Linked DNA regions of Homo sapiens: region 1 is linked to region 2. A link is an interaction called in ENCODE POLR2A ChIA-PET data of the cell type or tissue named here. Cell type or tissue: PC-3. All regions are shown on one strand. Each heading gives the region's core, and the rest is flanking DNA. Links, peaks and the distances in the headings are about the cores only.

Region 1 (8,659 bases), core at 62-8,061, 72 kb before region 2:
ATATTTTGTTGATTGTTGCACTTATATTAACGAAGGATATCAGTCTGTAGTTTCTGTCTCTGTCTCTGTTTATCTCTGTCTCCCTGTCTCTCTCTCTCTCATGCAATCTTTGGTTGGTTTGGATAGCAGGATAATATTGGCTTCCTAAAATAAATTGGGAAGTGTTCATGCCTCTTCTATTTTTGGGGAAAGTATATGTATAATTGGTGTTAATTCTTCTTTAAACATTTGTTAGAATAGTGTGGTAAAACAATCTGGCGGGCCCTGGAGTTTTCTTTTTCTGTAATTTAAAAATTATGAATTCAGTTTTCTCAATAAAGTGCTATTTAAATGATCTATTTCATATTGTGTGAGTTGGGATAATGTGTGCTTTTTGAGGAATGGGGTCATTTTATCTATTGTCTAATTTTGTCTAATTTATGTGGTATTTACTCATTATCCCTTTGATATCTGCAGGATCTGTAGTAATATCCCTGCTTTCTTTCCTAATATTATGTTTTTTTCTCCTTTTTAATTTGTCAGTCTTGATTGGGATTTGTGCATTTTATTGATTTTTTTTTTTTTTCCAAAGAACCATCTTTTACTGATTTTCTGTTTCCAATTTCACTGAGTTTTGCTTTTCTCTTTATTATTCCCTCTCTCTGCTTTCTTTGGGTTTTTCTTTTCCTTTTCTATGCTCTTGAGGTATAATCTTAGATTTTAATTTGAGATTTTTTTTGCTTTTTAATGTAAGCTTTTAGTTCTATAAGTTTCCCTCTTAGCAGTGTTTTTGCTGCATCCACAAATTTTGATATGTTGTGTTTTTATTTTCATTCAGTTCAGTGTATGTTTTGATTTCCACTTAGACTTCCTCTTTGAGCTATGGATTATTTTATAGGGAATTTAGTTTCCAAGTGTTGGGTTATTTTCCTATTATCTTTCTGTTACTGATTTCGACTTTAATTTCATTATGGTCAGAGGATACACTCCATATGATTTAATTCTTTTAAATTTCATGAGTTTGTGTTATGGATATGATCTATCTTGGTGTATGCTCTGTGATTGCTTAAAGAGAATGCTGCTAGTGTTGGGCGGGGTGCTCTGGAAGTGTCAGTTAGCTTCTGTTGCTTGACGATGTTATTGGGTTCTCTTATATCTTTGCTGATTTTCTATCCAATTGTTTTATCAGTTGTTGAGAGAGGAGTGTTGAAGTCCCCAACTATAATTGTGGATATATCTAATTCTCCCTTCAGTTCTATCAGTTTTTGCTTCACATATTTTATAAGTCTGTTATTTGGTGCATACTCACTTAGAATTGCTAATACAGTTCACTTAGAATTGCTTATGTAATTCTTTTTGGTGAATTATATTTCTCTCTGTCTCTTGTCCTTTGCTTTGAAGTCTATTTTCTTTTAATATAGCCATCCCTGCTTTCTTCAAATACTTTCATGACTTTTTTTTATACTTTTACTTTCAACCTATTTCATTATATTTGAAGTGAGCTTCTTGTAGATAGCATATAGTTGGGTCATCTCTTTTTTTAAAATTCATTCTGTGATCTCATTTTATTAATAGTTATATTTAGATCATTTACATTAAATGTAATTATTGATATACGTTTATGCTTTTGTTTCCTATTTTATTTAATATTTGCTCTGTCTTCCTTTTTTTAAACTCTTTCTTGCTTTGGGCTACTTAAACATTTTTTAAAAATCCGTTTTGATTTATGTATAGTGTTTTTGAGTGCAAATATATAGCATTTTTAATAGTTGCTGTAGCTACTGTATTATAGTTATAGCTTACTAACTCTATTGGTGTTAATGGAGTACCAGTTCAAGTGAAGTGTTAAAGTCTTCCCTCCCTTCATATCCCTTCACTTTATAATATAAATATGCAATATAATTGTCTTAAGTATCTCCTGTACATACATTTAGAACCCTACCAGATAGTGTTATAATCTTTGTCTCAGTAGTCAAATACTTAGAAAGCTCAAGAGGAGAAAGAAAACCTATTATATTTTCCCATGGTTTTTTTTATGATTTCTGTCTTCTTTCTTTCTTCTTGATGTTACAAGTTTTCTGTTTTTAATTATCATTTTCTTTCTGTTTAGAGAACTCTTTTCGCTTTTTTTTTTTTTTTTTTTGACAAGATCTTTCTCTCTCAGCCAGGCTGGAGTTCAGTCCTGCAATCATAGCTCACTACAGCTTCACACTCTTGCACTCAAGCAATCCTCTCTTCACCCTCCAACGTAGCACCACCACCCTAGCCAGCTTTTTAAATTTTTTGTACAGATGGGGTCTTGCTTTGTTGCCCAGGCTGGTCTTGAACTTCTGGCTTCAAGCGATCTTTCCACCTCAGCCTCCAGAAGTACTGGGATTACAGGTGTGTTCCACCATGCCCATCGTCTTTAGTTATTCTTTTAAATAGGTCTGTTGGTGACAAACTATCTTAGTTGTCCTTCAACTGAAAATGTCTTGATTTTTCCTTCATTATTGAAGGATATTTTTGCTGGATATAGAATTTTGAGATGACAATTCTTTTAGTACTTGAAAAATGTTATGCCACTTCCTTATGGCCCCCATGTTTCTTGTTGAGAAATCTGTCATTTAAATTTTTTTCCCCTATAAATAAGGTATTATTTGCTGTTGCCACTTTCAAGACTTTTTCCGTCTTTATTTTCAGAAGTTTGACTATAATGTGCTTCAGTAGTGATTTCTTTGCGTTTATCCTTCTTGGCATTCATTGATAGTTTTATGAATCTGTTAGTTTATGCTTTGGCTAAATTTGGGGAGTTTTCAGTTGTTATTTTTTCAAATACTTTTCAGCCACACCCTTTTTCTTCTCTCCTTCCTAGTCTTTAAAGTTATATTAGATGTTTTGTTATAATCCTACTGGTCCCAAAGGCCCTGCTCATTTTTTAAAATATCAGTTTTCTCTCTGCTTTCAGATTGGGTAATTTTTATTGTTGTCTTCAAGTTTACTGATTCCTTTTTTTGTTCCCTTCATTCTGCTGTTTAGGTCATCCATTGAGTTTTTAATTCTGCTGTCTTTCCACTAACACAATTTCCTTTTGGTTCTTATTTATATCTTTGTTTTCCTTGCTGAGACTTTTAATTTTTTTTCCATTTGTTTTGGGCATGTTCATAATTACTCATTAAAACATTTTTATGGTGGTGCTGCTTTATTGCTGCCAAGCGGAAATAGAAATCCATGCCAATGTTAATAACTGGGTGTGAGGGACTCCTCGTAACTCCTGGGCAAGGGTGGAAGTTCTAGTTCTCCATTAAACCTCTGTTGATATCATCCTGGCTGGGAGGGGCATGAAGACTCATTACTGCTTGGCCTCTACTGACATTGTTGAGTTGAGTTGGGGTGGTCTGGTTTCTGCTGGGCAGGAGTGAAAGTTCTACCTCTCCACTAACTTCTTCTGATGCCACTCCAGTGAGGTGGGGAGGAGCATTTTATTACTGCAGGATGGGATGGAAGTCCATACTCTCCATGTGGTCTCCATGAGCACCATCAGTGTGGTGGTGGTGGTGAAGACTCCTTATTGCCTGGTGGAGATGAAGTTCCTAGCTCTCTGCTTTTCCTCTATGACACCACTTGGATAGGAGTTTTGGGGTATCTGGCAAAGGTGGAAATGGAGCCTCCCACTCAGTTTTTGCTGGTGGGGGTGGAGGTGAGGCCACAGTTTTCTCTGTGGTGTTTGGCTGTTACTGTCCAAGCATCTTCTGTCTGGCTAGGTAGCCATTTTGCTTATCCTTTTTCTAGAGAGGGCAGGTTTCTGTTGAGGCTTTTTGGGTTGATACTTGTTGGTATTTCTGGGTTTCTGTCTTCTCCAGCACCTAATCTGGGATATTTGAGGCAAAAAATTAACTCAGAGCACTCACCACCTGTTGTTCATCGGGTCCCAAGTTCCCTAGCTGATTTGCCGCCCTCTGTTCACCTTGTCTTCAACCTTCTTATGTCTGAAATAGATGGAACACTGCTCCATCTTTCTGAAAATTGAAGACCCATTGCTTTCAAAAGTAGATGATTCTAAAAAGTACAGCCCGGGTTAAAAACAACCTAGCTATGCCTGTTTAACACAAAGATTATAGTCTCTCCCCTTCATTGTGAAGGGGTATCAGTTTCTACTTCTGTTGGATTTGAAACAGCTTTAAAATAATTTTAGCATATGTGGACTTTCTCTTGCCCAAACAGTGAAAATATTTTGAAGAGAGGAGCAATGCATTATTATTTGGAAGGCAGCTGAGCCTGGTGGTGTGGACAAGGCTTTTGGAGGCAGAATATCTGTATTGCAATGAGATCTTGGTCAAAATTCTTAACTTTCTTAAGGTCAATAAAAATTCATGATATTGTTAAGAGTAAATATGTTATATATAAAAGACCCACCACAGTGCATGACTAACACATAATATATGTTCAAATATTAGTTCTTTCTTCCTGTGGTCATGCTCTATATATTACCTGAATAGTGATTAAGGAAGCCAAACAATTGGGCTGAGTATTTGAGTCAGAGGAGTTACTCTGGAAGCCTCTTAACTCTTTAGGCTCAGGAATAGCTAGAAAAATAGTTGTAAGGAAGATATCCTTGTAAGAATAGAAATGTGAATTTTTAAAAATGATCCAGGTATGATAGGGTAGTGGTGTAAGTCAAGAAGAAAGACTATTGAGAATACAAAATGATAGGTAAAAGTGATTGGTTATGGTAGTAGAATAGACACGGAAGTAAAACCATGAGCAGGAAGTGAAAGACTGGGAGAAAAGTTTGAGGTTAAGGTTAGGGCCTGGAAATTTTAGTAGGTAAAGTTCTTCCTATTTCTCTGACTGTACTTTCTAATTTTCTTTTGAGGGTTTTTTTTTCTTACGTATTCCTTAAATGTTGTTGTAATTTGAGGTTCTGCCCTCTTTTTCTCATATATACTGACCTTGGATAATCTTATCCAATTCCATAATGCTGGTCTTAAGAAAAAGCTAACAGATTCGAACTCATTTATTGAATCTGCAGTTACCACTGGATGTCTCCATTTGGATGTCACACAGGCTTTTCAATCTCAGCATATCCTAATTCATCTCCCTTCTGTGTTCTCCATCTCATTGAACAGTACCACCATTGATTCAGATCCTAAAGTGAGAAACGCAACCATCTTCCTGTCTTTCATAGAACACACTCAAGCGACAACCAACTTATGCTCATTTTTCCTTCAGGAATTTCTGAAAAATTCTATTGAGCATTAAGGGAAGTCATGTTGGAAGAATGCTAAAATAGGTCAAAGGAGACATAAAATATTCTCCTGAGTCTCAAAACTAATATTCCCCAGGACTGTTTTCTCTATGCTTTATGGGGTAACTGATAGAATTCTGTTAGCATTGTTCTTTGTTTCTTGACCAGTTATTGCCAGTATTTGAATTTTCAGTTTCATCTTCATTCTAGAACTTCATATTCTCTTATGCCATCTTTTTCTTTTCACCTTGTTTTCTCTTTTCAATTTTATGACAATTGCTGCTACAAGTTGAATTCCTATTTCTCTCCCATCACCTGCTATATTAATTAGGGTTAGGTTATGTTGCAGTGAAATCTTAGTTGCTCATAGAAACAAAGATCTATGTCTTGCTCCTGCTACATATCCATGATGGGTTGGCTAAATGTTTTCTCCTTCCAGGTTTGAGTGAGGCCGATGGACCTCTACTGTCTTAAGAGAGTTGGTGGCTGTGGCACAAGGAAGGGGGGGGGGGGAAGCAAGATACATCCAGAAAGGCTTCTGCCTGGTGGAATTGATAAACGTCAATTGAGATTTTCCAAGGACCAAAACACATGCATTACCATGCCCAACTTCAAGTAGGTAGGGAAACGAAGTCTGTTATGAGGGTGGAACACTGAAATAGCTGGTGAACATTTATTTCCAGCATGACTACAAGACTCACTCATGGCTCCTCTGCTGGAAGCCCTGCCTTCTTCTGTCCTCCCTCCCTTCTCCTTCTCTTCCTTTCTTCTTTCCTTCCTTTGACATTTTAAAAATGACTGTTAAAAATATTCTTGGGAATGCCACAAAAATGGGAAACCAAGCATTTAGTACTACAGGGTGGTTCTAAGTATTGAAAAATAAAAATGGATTTGTTAATACATTGCACTGTAACTGCATAGCTAGTGGTTCCAAGTGCAGCCTGGTTGACAGCAGTGATCCAAAGTAGCAGCGACAAAAACAAAACAAAACAAAAAAAACTGCAGGCAAGTTAGAATTTCATTAAATACCAAAAGCGCATCTCTTAGCACTTACTCCATAGCTCTAGGGTGCTGATGCTCACTGTTATCAGTTGCATGAATCACCATGGCAATTGATGAATGTAAAAATTCAGTATATGTTTTTTTCTTGCAGTTTTTTAAAATTTTTGGTTCTGAAGAATACCTTTTCATTTGTCTGTCTCTGTCTCTCTTATTCTGTTCAATGTATGCAACAAGAAAACATTCTCTTTTTTTTTGTGACTTAAAAGCTTTTTCTAATTTATTTGAAAAACTCTGAGGCTGGATGCCGTGGGTCACACCTGTAATTCCAGCACTTTGGGAGGCCGAGGTGGGTGGACCACCTGAGGTCGGGAGTTCGAGACCAGCCAACATGATGAAACCCCGTCTCTACTAAAAATACAAAAAATTAGCCAGGCATGATGGCAGGTACCTGTAATCCCAGCTACTTGGGAGCTGAGGCAGGAGAATCATTTGAACCCGGGAGGTAGAGGTTGCAGTGAGCTGAGGTCACACCATTGCACTCCAGCCTTGGCAACAAGAGCGAAACTCCATTTCAAAAACAAAACAAAAACGAAAAACTCTGAATACTGACTCCTGACAAAAGAGAATTCTATTGTCCCCCCAATATATAGGCATTTATGTTAACCGAATTCTTTTCATGTCTCTTTATTAGTGTGCTCACATTCATGCTCCTTGGACTGTATCTCCAAAAGCAAGATAGAGCATCACAGCTGATACTCTTATTTCTATGTGATGATAGACCATCATATCAGATAGTTTGTTTTTACACTGTAATAAGGAAAACCTGTCTGGAAGGTATGAACCAGGGCAATCAATCTCATAATAGACCACTTGTTAACATTAGACCAATGGTAAGAGTAGAGCAGACAGAAATGAAACCCAATCTATTGTATATGTTAATGATAAATATATATGTGTACACGTGTGCACACACACACACACACAGCATCCATAATTCAAAAATCAAAAATCTGAAATGCTCCAAAATTTGAAATTTTTTGCGCTCTGACATGACACCACAAGTGGAACATTCCACACCTGACCTCATGTAGTGAGTTGCTGTCAAAACTCTGTTTCATGCACAAAATTATTTAAAATATTATATAAAATTACCTTTAGGCTATGTGTATAAGGTATATGTGAAGCATAAATGAATTTAGTGCTTAGGCTTGGGGAGCATCACAAGATAATCTCATTATGTATATGCAAATATTCCAAAATCCAAAAAAATTTGAAAAACCTCTAGTCCCAAGTATTTCAGATAAGGGATATTCAACCTGAACTTGTGTAACTGGTGTAACTGTACATACATATGCATGTGCATGTCTGTGTGTGTTCCAACCCAAACACCATGCCATTCTTCCCCTGCCTTGCCCCATGTCCCACATCCACTCCTACCCCCATTTATTTGCTACCAGAACTAGGTCACTTTCTTGTCCCTTAGACTCAGTGGGAGACTCCCAACTCATTGTGTTTGGATTAAGTAGAAAGTTATTCTATAACCATGTATTCAAAAAAAATAACTTTACAATCATTTGAAACAAAACCAACTATTACTTTTAAAAAGCTACCTGCTTTCAATTAAGCAGGAAATTATCTAAGAAGCCACTTAATTTGCTTTGGTCTGTAGTCCCACAACTGCTTTATGCTGAGTGGAGCATGAAATTAAATATGTAACAACTATCCTAATGGTTATGTTTCAGAATGCCAGCATTTTAGATTCCTAGGTATACCGAGTGGTAACAAATACAAAAATGTACCAATCAAAGAATATGGCTGTATTGAGTTTGAGGAAGAAAAAAACCCAAAATATTATTAATGTTCTTTATTTTTTTTAGTTAAAACTGTTTTTAAAAGTCTTCCGTTAATTGATGTATCTAGGAAGAGCTGCAGTGCATATATGGAAAATTTTTTCAGACTACAATAAACTGCATTTTTTTCCAAATAAATTTTTACAGCATTTTCTTGTGTCCAAATGTAAAATAAATTATGCAAGGATACATTAATAGAGAAAGTCATAATGAATTTTTACTATGTGTTGAAGAAACACTGATACTAATCTCCGTTTGAAGGATTCATCTTTGTTTAAAGCAAAGACGTGTTGTTTGCAATGGAGAAACTGTTTATGTCCACATATAAAGGCACTAGTTTGTGCAGGAAATTTCAGAAGCATTACTTAAATGACACTTCAATCAGTTCTTAACAATGTTGTAAATGCTAGATGGTTCTCAGAGCCTCTTATTTATTTAAAACATTTTTTTCACAACTTTAAAACTATTTTTAAACTAGACAAATCTTTCCAAACACTAATCATATTATGATTAAACATTTTTAAAATAGCTGTATAAATGTGGATAAAATCATCCTCGTTCTTTTGTAGTTACTTATTTTAACCCAATCCTTTTCTTTCTT
Region 2 (8,659 bases), core at 613-8,612:
ACTCAGCTTCTTCTTTGTCTTGGCTGGTATTCCTAGAAAGAAATTACTTTTCTTTCAAATTCCCCTTGATAACTCACGTTATATGTGATTTCTTTCAGCAGTTTGCTTACCATTGAGGACTTTTCTATAAAGGCAAAGAACCTGGCTAGAAGAAAATTGAGTTATAGGAAGGAAAAAAAAAATACTTTGAAGAAGAAAACTTAGTTGGGTACAAGAGGGAAAAGCTAATGGCATCTTTTTTTTTTTTTTTCTTGAGACGGAGTCTCACTTTGTTGCCAGGCTGGAGTGCTATGTGGTGTGATCTCAGCTCACTGCAACCTCCATTTCCTGGGTTCAAGCGATTCTCCTGGCTCAGCCACCTGAGTATCTGGGATTACAGGTGGCTGCCACCACAACTGGCTAATTTTTGTATTTTTATAGTAGAGGTGGGGTTTCACCATGTTGGCCAGGCTGGTCTCAAACTCCTGACCTCAGGTGATCCACCCGCCTCGGCCTCCCTAAGTGCTGAAGGATTCCAGGCTTGAGCCACTGTACCCGGCCCATCTTTTTAAAGTTATATGGCCACTTCCAAAAACTGTGCTTTCCTCTGTTACATGTAATTTAAGTTCCATGTGGATTCTTAACACTTTAAAATAAAACTATATTTTCTTGTTCTGAATAATGTTATATAGAGATCACCATTTTAAAAAATAAACAATGCCTGATAATTGGTTTTGTGAAGTAAGCAGGAGCAGTGAAATCGACCATAGGGGAACGTCAGAAAGGATGCAAGCGGGGGGCGGGGCGGGGGGAGCTTTACACAGTGAAATAAAGGTGTTTGATTGGGACACAGACATGAGCACCATTTAGACAGTATGCTTGTGATACTAAATCACCAAACTTTATTGATGAAGGGGCATCAAGTTCATCTTTAATTTTTTGCCCACACATCTTAGATAATTGTATACACAAAAGGGGTGTCCAGTAAAGATTTCTTCACCAGCATATTTTATCATTGTTGCACCCCTCACTCCTCATTCCAGCCACACTGGACTTTCACCACTTCCCTAAAAGTTCAAGGCTTCTTCCTGCATGAAGGCCTCTTCCTGCATCAAGGCCTTTGCAAATGTTGAAACAGTCACCAGCAACAGCACTGGCCTAGACGTGGTAGGTCTGCCACAAGGATGAATAATACAGCTGGTTCTGCAGATGTGAGGTGTGGCATACTGAATTTTGTGCTATTGGGGCCACTGAAGCGGGACACTAAAACATGCTGTCAAAGAGAGCACAGAGCAATGGGATGGCATAGCATCAAGGAGGGAATCTTAGAAGTAGCCAGGCAGTAAGAGGAAGAAGAGGAGGCATCAAAGGAGACAGAGAAGTGGTCATCGAAATAGGAGTATCAGCTTGGAGCAGCATCTTAGGAGACAAAGAGTTGTAAGAAAGCATATACTACCAGTGCTGGAAGGATACTGTGCTAACTAAGCACAGTGCCTGCTACTAGAAAGCACTTCATAGGCCCCGTTTCCCTTCATTTTCTCACTTATCCTTTTATTCATTCAACAAATATGCCTGTGTAGCTACTGAGTACTAGGTACTAATAAGATGGAAGTGAACAAGATAGATATTGTTCCTATTCTATCATAAAGCTTACAATCTGGAGGAAAGGGAGTGGGGTGAGAAGAGACAATGAAAAAATTAAAATTCACATATAAAATAATATTGGGTGGCAAAAAATGCTATGAAGAGAAACAAGAGCATAGAAAGATCAGATGGTGTTACATTGGGTAGGGTAGCCAGGAGAAACCTCTCTGATAGGGGGGATTTATTTATTTATTTACTTATTTATGTTTTTATGGTTTTGTTATTTTTTAAAATATATTTCCATAAGTTATTGGGGTACAGGTGGAATTTGGTTAGAGTTCTTCAGTGGTGATTTGTGAGATTTTGGTGCACCCATCAACTGAGCAGTGTACATTGCACCCACCATATGCGTAGTCTTTTATCTCTCCCCCCTCCCACTTTTCCCCCCAAGTCCCCGAAGTCCACTGTGTCATTCGTATGCCTCTGTGTCCTCATAGCTTAGCTCTCACATACCAGTGAGAACATACGATGTTTGGTTTTCCATTCCTGGGTTACCTCACTTATAATAATAGTCTCCAATCTCATCCAGGTCACTGCAAATGCTGTTAATTCAATCCTTTTTATGGCTGTGTAGTATTGCATTGTATATATACACCACAGTTTCTTTATCCACTCATTGACTGATGGGCATTTGGGTTGGTTCCAGGATTTTGCAATTGTGACTTGTGCTGCTATAAACATGCATGTGCAAGTGTCTTCCTCAAATAATGACTTATTTCCCTCTGGGTAGATACCCAGTAATGGGATTGCTGGATCAAATGGTAGTTCTATTTTTAGTTCTTTAAGGAACCTCCACACTGTTTTCCATAGTGGCTGTACTAGTTTACATTCCCACCAGCAGTGTAGAAGTGCTCCTGATAGGGGGATTTAAATGGAGAACAGAATGAAGTGATGCATGTGATGTTAGGAGTTGTGATGATGGATTGATGATGATGATGATTATGATCACAAGGATGAAGACTTGAGGAGGATTGTGTCAAGGGGCAAAGAAAAAGAGACAAGAGTATTATAAGAAGGAGAAAAAGACCAACAGTTTGAATGCAATAGAGGTGTCAAAATAAGATAAGGCTGGAAAAAATGTTTATTGGATTGTTTGATTTGACAATTAAGGAGGTTGGTGACCCTAAAGAGAGCAGTTGCAGTGAGTTGCTTGGAAGGAAAATCAGCTGCAGAAGATTAAGAGCATAATAGAATATGGATGCAGGGGAGATGTCTTAGAAAAGTTTAGCAACGGGCTGGGTGCACTGGCTCACGCCTGTAATCCCAGCACTTTGGGAGGCCGAGGTGGATGGATCATTTGAGCTCAGGAGATTGAGACCAGCCTGAGCAAAAATGCAAAACTCCATCTCTCCAACAAAAAAACAAAAACAAAAAACCAAAAAGCAAAAAAAGGCCGGGCGTGGTGGCTCACACCTGTAATCCCAGCACTTTGGGAGGCCGAGGCGGGTGGATCATGAGGTCAGGAGATCAAGACCATCCTGGCTAACATGGTGAAACCCCGTCTCTACTAAAAGTACAAAAAAATTAGCCGGGCGTGGTGGCAGGCACCTGTAGTCCCAGCTACTTGGGAGGCTGAGGCAGGAGAATGGCGTGAACCTGGGAAGCGGAGCTGGCAGTGAGCCGAGATCGCGCCACTGCACTCCAGCCTGGGTGACAGAGCGAGACTCCGTCTCAAAAAAAAAAAGCAAAAAAAGGAGAAAAGTTTAGCAATGAAATAAAGGATGTGTAGGGAGTAGCTAGATGCAAAAATTATATACAACTAGTTTTTAAAAACATTTGTTTTCCCCTCTAGATGAGGGCTTCTCCACTTTGAAACAATTGATATTTTGAGCTGGATGATTCTTTGTTGTGGGGACAGGCAATGGGGCTACCCTGTGCATTGTAGGAAATTCTGCAACAGCTCTGACCTCTACCCACCAGATGCCAGTATCACCCCTCCACCCAATTTGACAACAAAAATGATTCCAGACATTGTTAAATGTCCCCTAGAGGTAGAATTGTCCCCAGGTTAGAACAACTGCTCTAGACTGAGGATATCTATGTATGTTTGAAACGATGAAGAAGGGCCCATGGAGAAGAAGAGAAAAAAGATATTGAAAAGGGAGAATCTTAAATGTGAAGATCTACAGTCAGTAAGTTCAACATGTTTCCCTGCAAGTGACAAAAAGCAGAATTATAGGGACTGTTAATAAATGCTTTGTTTTATGAGTTGAGGAACAAATATTGTCATTCTAAATTAAGAAGGGGCATTCGAGCTGAAAATTAAAAAAATATATTTGTTGTAACAATTTGGAAACCAGCATGCAAACTCTCAAGGAAATGCAGTATTATTAAGAAAGGGAAACCATTAGCTATTTTTTATATATTCATAGAATTAAGACAAATAAGCAAATAGTTCAAGTTGGAGAGCAGATCATGTGGTCCACAAGTTGTCCCTTATTCTGGGAAGTCCTTAATTTGGGATTGAAGACAGATGTTTCTAATGTGACTCATGTATTTTTACCACTTTCTCATGGGCATGGACTGAGATTCTTCCTCTGTCTCCTGGTGATGTCAGCATCATGTTTACATAGAATGGGCCTGCCTAAGTCAAAGCTAGCCCTAAGTCACATGTCACATGGTAAAAATACATAAGCAGGCTTCTCTTTAGATAGATTATAGTTGTGACCTCTAGGAGAATAGACTTATTTTCTGGGTTGAGTATATAAAGTTTAGAAATTGGGGAATATTCCAGAATAACAGCATTTCAAAGTTGGGAGGAATCATTATGATTACTTCACAATCATAAGTTCTCAGGTTGTCAAGTATGGCACATTAAAAATAAAAAATTATGTCTCCTGTAAGAGAACGAATGTGAACATGGTACTTGGCAATTAAGTTCTTTTCTTCCTAAATTAAAATCAAATGTTAATCTGCATCTGAAAAGGCAACTGGCACTTATTGTGAACCTACTATATACGGGAAATTATTGGAGTTATTTTATACATATAATGTTTTTGAAGCTTAATGACAACTCGGTGAGCCAAGTATTATTCCCATGCAAGGGAGGAAAACTAGCAATCACAAAGTCTACTGCAAAACCCGCCAATATAGAAACAGCTGTTTTATGTCCACAGTTTATCTTTGGACATTCTCTCCCCAGTGATTTTTACTAGTCTCTGATGAGATCTCGGCTTCTTTTTAACAGTGAACACACAAACTGAACTACTTTGGGACTGATAATCAGGTGGTTTATTTTGTTCAGCCAGTCCCTATCCAGTACGGTTAATTCTACAGATCTGACTTTTGCCGCTCACTTTATGCCTGTCAGAGCACCCTTCTACATCTCCTGGCACACCTTTCCAGCAACACACTATGGCAATGATCCATTGAGAGTGAAACGAGGTGTCACAAAGAAGCAATTTTCTTTGACATTTGAAATAAGGACTTGAGTTTGCCCATTGGCCTTCATGTCTATCTGTCATGATATTTTAATTTGGTAAAGTTTTTGTTTGGTAAAGTTTAATTTGGTAAAGTTTTTGTAAGCAAGTTCATTGGGTGAAAGATTTGTTGGAATTTGTTAAATCCAAAAGAATAAAAAACCTTTAGGCCATCATTAATTTCTTATAAGTGACCGATTTCCATTACAAGGACCCTTTCATTGGATGAGTTAGTTCTGGTCTAATGTATACATTTTCTTAACTTTCATAGTAAGCATTACTATGTGCTATAGCTATATGTTTACATTTTTATCTATATCTGCTGCTCCAAATATTTTCTTGGTTTTCTTCCTCGCTTGCTTTTCACTTGGCTCTTAGGAGCCCAAACAACCCACAATAACTTGCTGAGTATATTTAGCCCAGAAAAAAAGAATGTCTGGGATAAGCTTCACTTCTCATAAAAAAGTAAAAAGTGACAGACCAAATTGATTTTAAAAATATGTATCTGTGGATGTAAGTGTCAGGACATTCAGTGTAAAAGCATACCATGAGTCTCTAATCCAACATCTCACTCAATGGAGCAAGGGATCTATCCCCAATGGGCTTGCAGATGAAGTAATTTCCAAGGCATAGTTGGGTGGGCAAGTGGAGAAAGAAGAATGGCCGCCGTGGCTGTGAGGTGGTCAGTGAGAGAGACAAATCCCTTCCCCCACTCCCATGGCCGTGTGTGCCACTCTTCCTCTATACAAAGACAATTTGCTTTTCATGTAGTAATGAAGAACAATGTTTAACAGACAAAGGAGCTTCTAGTTTATTATTGTGCTGTCTTTGACTAGAGCTAGATGCTGGGAAAAATGGTAATTCACAGTGTGAATGCTTCTTTTCCAGCCGTATGGGTTATGGCTGAGCATGTACATTGTATATTGCAGATGGTACAATAGTGAACACTGTGAGAACGAGGAAAGAATGAATTACGACCTTTTTTTTCTTGCTAGCCAAGAAACCAGGAATTTCTTCACAGCGATTTTTATTTATATCTGTGTGTGTGTGCGTGTGTGTGTGTGTGTGTGTGTGTCTGTGTGTGCGTGCGCAATCGTGCATGGGTTATTCCTTAGCAATATGCGCTGCTGGATTCTGATAAGTGATTTTAGGTTTTAGAATTTTTAAGTTAATGTATAAAATCTACTATGATGCTCTTAGAACACCTGTGTTCTCCTGCCTTTTTTTTCCCCTAGTTGACTGATACAAGGCACAGGTGGTGCCTAATTAACTTATTTCATGCAAATAAAAACATATTGCATGATTTCTTCTCCTTAACTATATAATCACTGAAACACGATGGTGCTGATTAAAGCAACAAACTTTGGGAGGGGAGAATTTAGCATCTTCTGTCAGTTCTCCTATGCTGAAGGGATTTATGATCCATGTAAATCTGATTTAAATGGAAAAGTGATGGGAACGTGTATTTCCTATGCAAGAAAACGATTTTCCTCTATTTAGTCTTTTCTCTATGTCATAGGACACTCAGTGATACAGAATTGAAAAAGAGAAAGACCAGATTTCCCATGGAGATGGAGAAATTGGAAGCCCAGATGAGGAACCATCTCATATAAGCAAGCTTATGTGTTTTGATTTCGTGTTCAGATATTCTTATCAATGATTTCCAGAAAGTGACATTGATTTGCTTTGGAAACAATGATGGAAAAACAGTGAGTGTGTACCGGAATGCTTTTAGAGTTCTAAAATCATACTGGAAAATGTCCGAGCATTCCAACACAGCTATAAACAGTACCATGCTGTATTTATGGGGGGTGGCAAGTCTGTTTTTAAAAGTCTTTGCGATATTTTTTCTATGTTTTTAATTTATTGAATTAAAGCCAGATTTATTCAATTAAGATAATACACTTCAAAGTTAACTGCCATTTGCTGTTCATTTAGGCAAGCTATTGTACAGTTATGTAAATTTCATGAACAGAGACACTACTTGAGTGTCTTAATTACAAGCAGAAAGTGTCATTTAAATATGAATTAAGTGAATAGTTGCCTGTATTTCCTGTTTCTGTATTTTCTGTCTTCTGCCCAATGATCCATACTGTGTTAGAAGATTTTTCTTTTTCCTGTGAAAGAAAAACACCTCCACTATGAAATATTAAAAAAAAAAAAGTCGGGAAACATGTAAAAACGCCATTGTTATTGCACTGATTAGTACTCAGAGCCATTTCTGAATAACAGGGTACCAGGTTTTTTCAGTTGGCCACTGATAGTCATTCTCATATTGTTACTGAGATCTAAAAATTATTCCAGCTTATGCTGGGGGAAATAATTTGCTACATGTGTCATTTGCTCCAATTCATTATATATGTGGGTTCATTTTTTTTTTAAATCCTCTTTTAAAAGTACTAATTTATAACACGTCCAAACATTGTCTTCCTTACTCCAATGCTGGGCTGTGCATATTTTTATCATTCTTTTATCTTTGTCAAAAGCAACATTTATTTTCAATTTAGAACTGTCACAACCATATTTGTGTTTAGCAAATGTGACCCATGACCTGATACTTTGCTGATTTCTGTGAAACAATTCCCCATGCATCTTGGACTTACTGACCAACATTGTTTTTGTTTGTTTCTGTGTTTTGGATGATTCTTATGTATACATAAAAATGACCTAGAGACAAATCTGGCATTAATCATGAAGAAAGGCAAGGATTCACAATTAGTTAATGAAAACCACACCTCTGTTCTGTGGAGTCAGTTCCCAGCTCCTGTCTCCAGCCTGGGATATAGATGCAGCCTGGGAAGATATTCCCAGCACCCCCCAAGGTAGATCCTGCGTGCTCCCCCAGGAGTGAGAAGTTCACTATTCACTCAGTGCTTGCATCATCTTTTCCAACATGTTCCCACTGATACATTAAAGGAATTAATTGCTCATAATGATCTCACCATCTGTTAACAGAGGTTCATACCTACAGGCTGGTGGCATGCGGTGGTTCTATTCAGGGATCAATAGGCAATGCCGGGCGAACGCTTTCCCACATTGCCTGCCTTTGCACGCTGAAAGGGGGAGGAGGGCTCGGTGCCGGCCATCTGCTCCTTGTCTTTCTGTGCGAGACCTTGATGCGGTCCAGCACAGCTCTGATCTGACTCCAGTCCGATTGGAATGTGGCTGATCTGAGAGCCTCTCAAAGCTGTGAAAGTGAGTCAAAAGGAGATGCCCATTGTCCAGCATGGCTGAAAGAAAATGATCACTTTAAAATTCATAACTCCCAGGTGCCTGCCATCTATTCATGGGAAAAACCCTCTGAACTTCTCTTCATTAAAGAGAGGGGAGTCTTGCTAAAAAGAGAGAAAAGGAAGTAGTTTGTGGGAATGTGCAGGGGATTTTCAAGCTAAACAAATGAGGAATTTGGAATTTTTCACTTGTATTAAAAGAACTGTGTAGGAAGGAGAAGCCCTTATTTAAAAAAAAAAAAGGGTGAGAGGAGGCTTTCCTTGGACACTATAGCAACTAATAAAGAACATTTTAATTTTTCTCCAGAGGAATTCAAAGATCACCCTGTCTTTTTACTTTTATTACCTGGAGCTGTGGAAACTTTCCCATTTGATTCTGAATAACAT

The links. ChIA-PET counts read pairs that join two places held together with the same protein. Peaks named below come from ENCODE experiments on the same cell type or tissue, not always from the same donor. Only the 100,000 strongest peaks of a DNase experiment are listed, where the experiment ranks them.
Region 1: POLR2A ChIA-PET joins it to region 2 with 12 read pairs; 6 of 35 experiments call an interaction of 5 or more read pairs at or near these places.

What each region holds. Positions count from the first base shown.
Region 1 is chr6:19,791,199-19,799,857 of GRCh38, reverse strand. All of the region lies in intron 2 of LNC-LBCS (lncRNA bladder and prostate cancer suppressor, hnRNPK interacting), which reads left to right. Among named protein-coding and RNA genes, the nearest start is that of LNC-LBCS, 9.2 kb to the left of the region's middle. In PC-3, for the core only: no CTCF peak of the experiment used is centred there; a DNase peak (open chromatin) is centred at 4,457; H3K27ac peaks cover 1,557 bases.
Region 2 is chr6:19,719,269-19,727,927 of GRCh38, reverse strand. No RefSeq gene overlaps it. Among named protein-coding and RNA genes, the nearest start is that of LNC-LBCS, 81 kb to the left of the region's middle. RefSeq lists enhancers at 7,610-8,659, 5,249-8,659. In PC-3, for the core only: no CTCF peak of the experiment used is centred there; a DNase peak (open chromatin) is centred at 4,157; H3K27ac peaks cover 997 bases.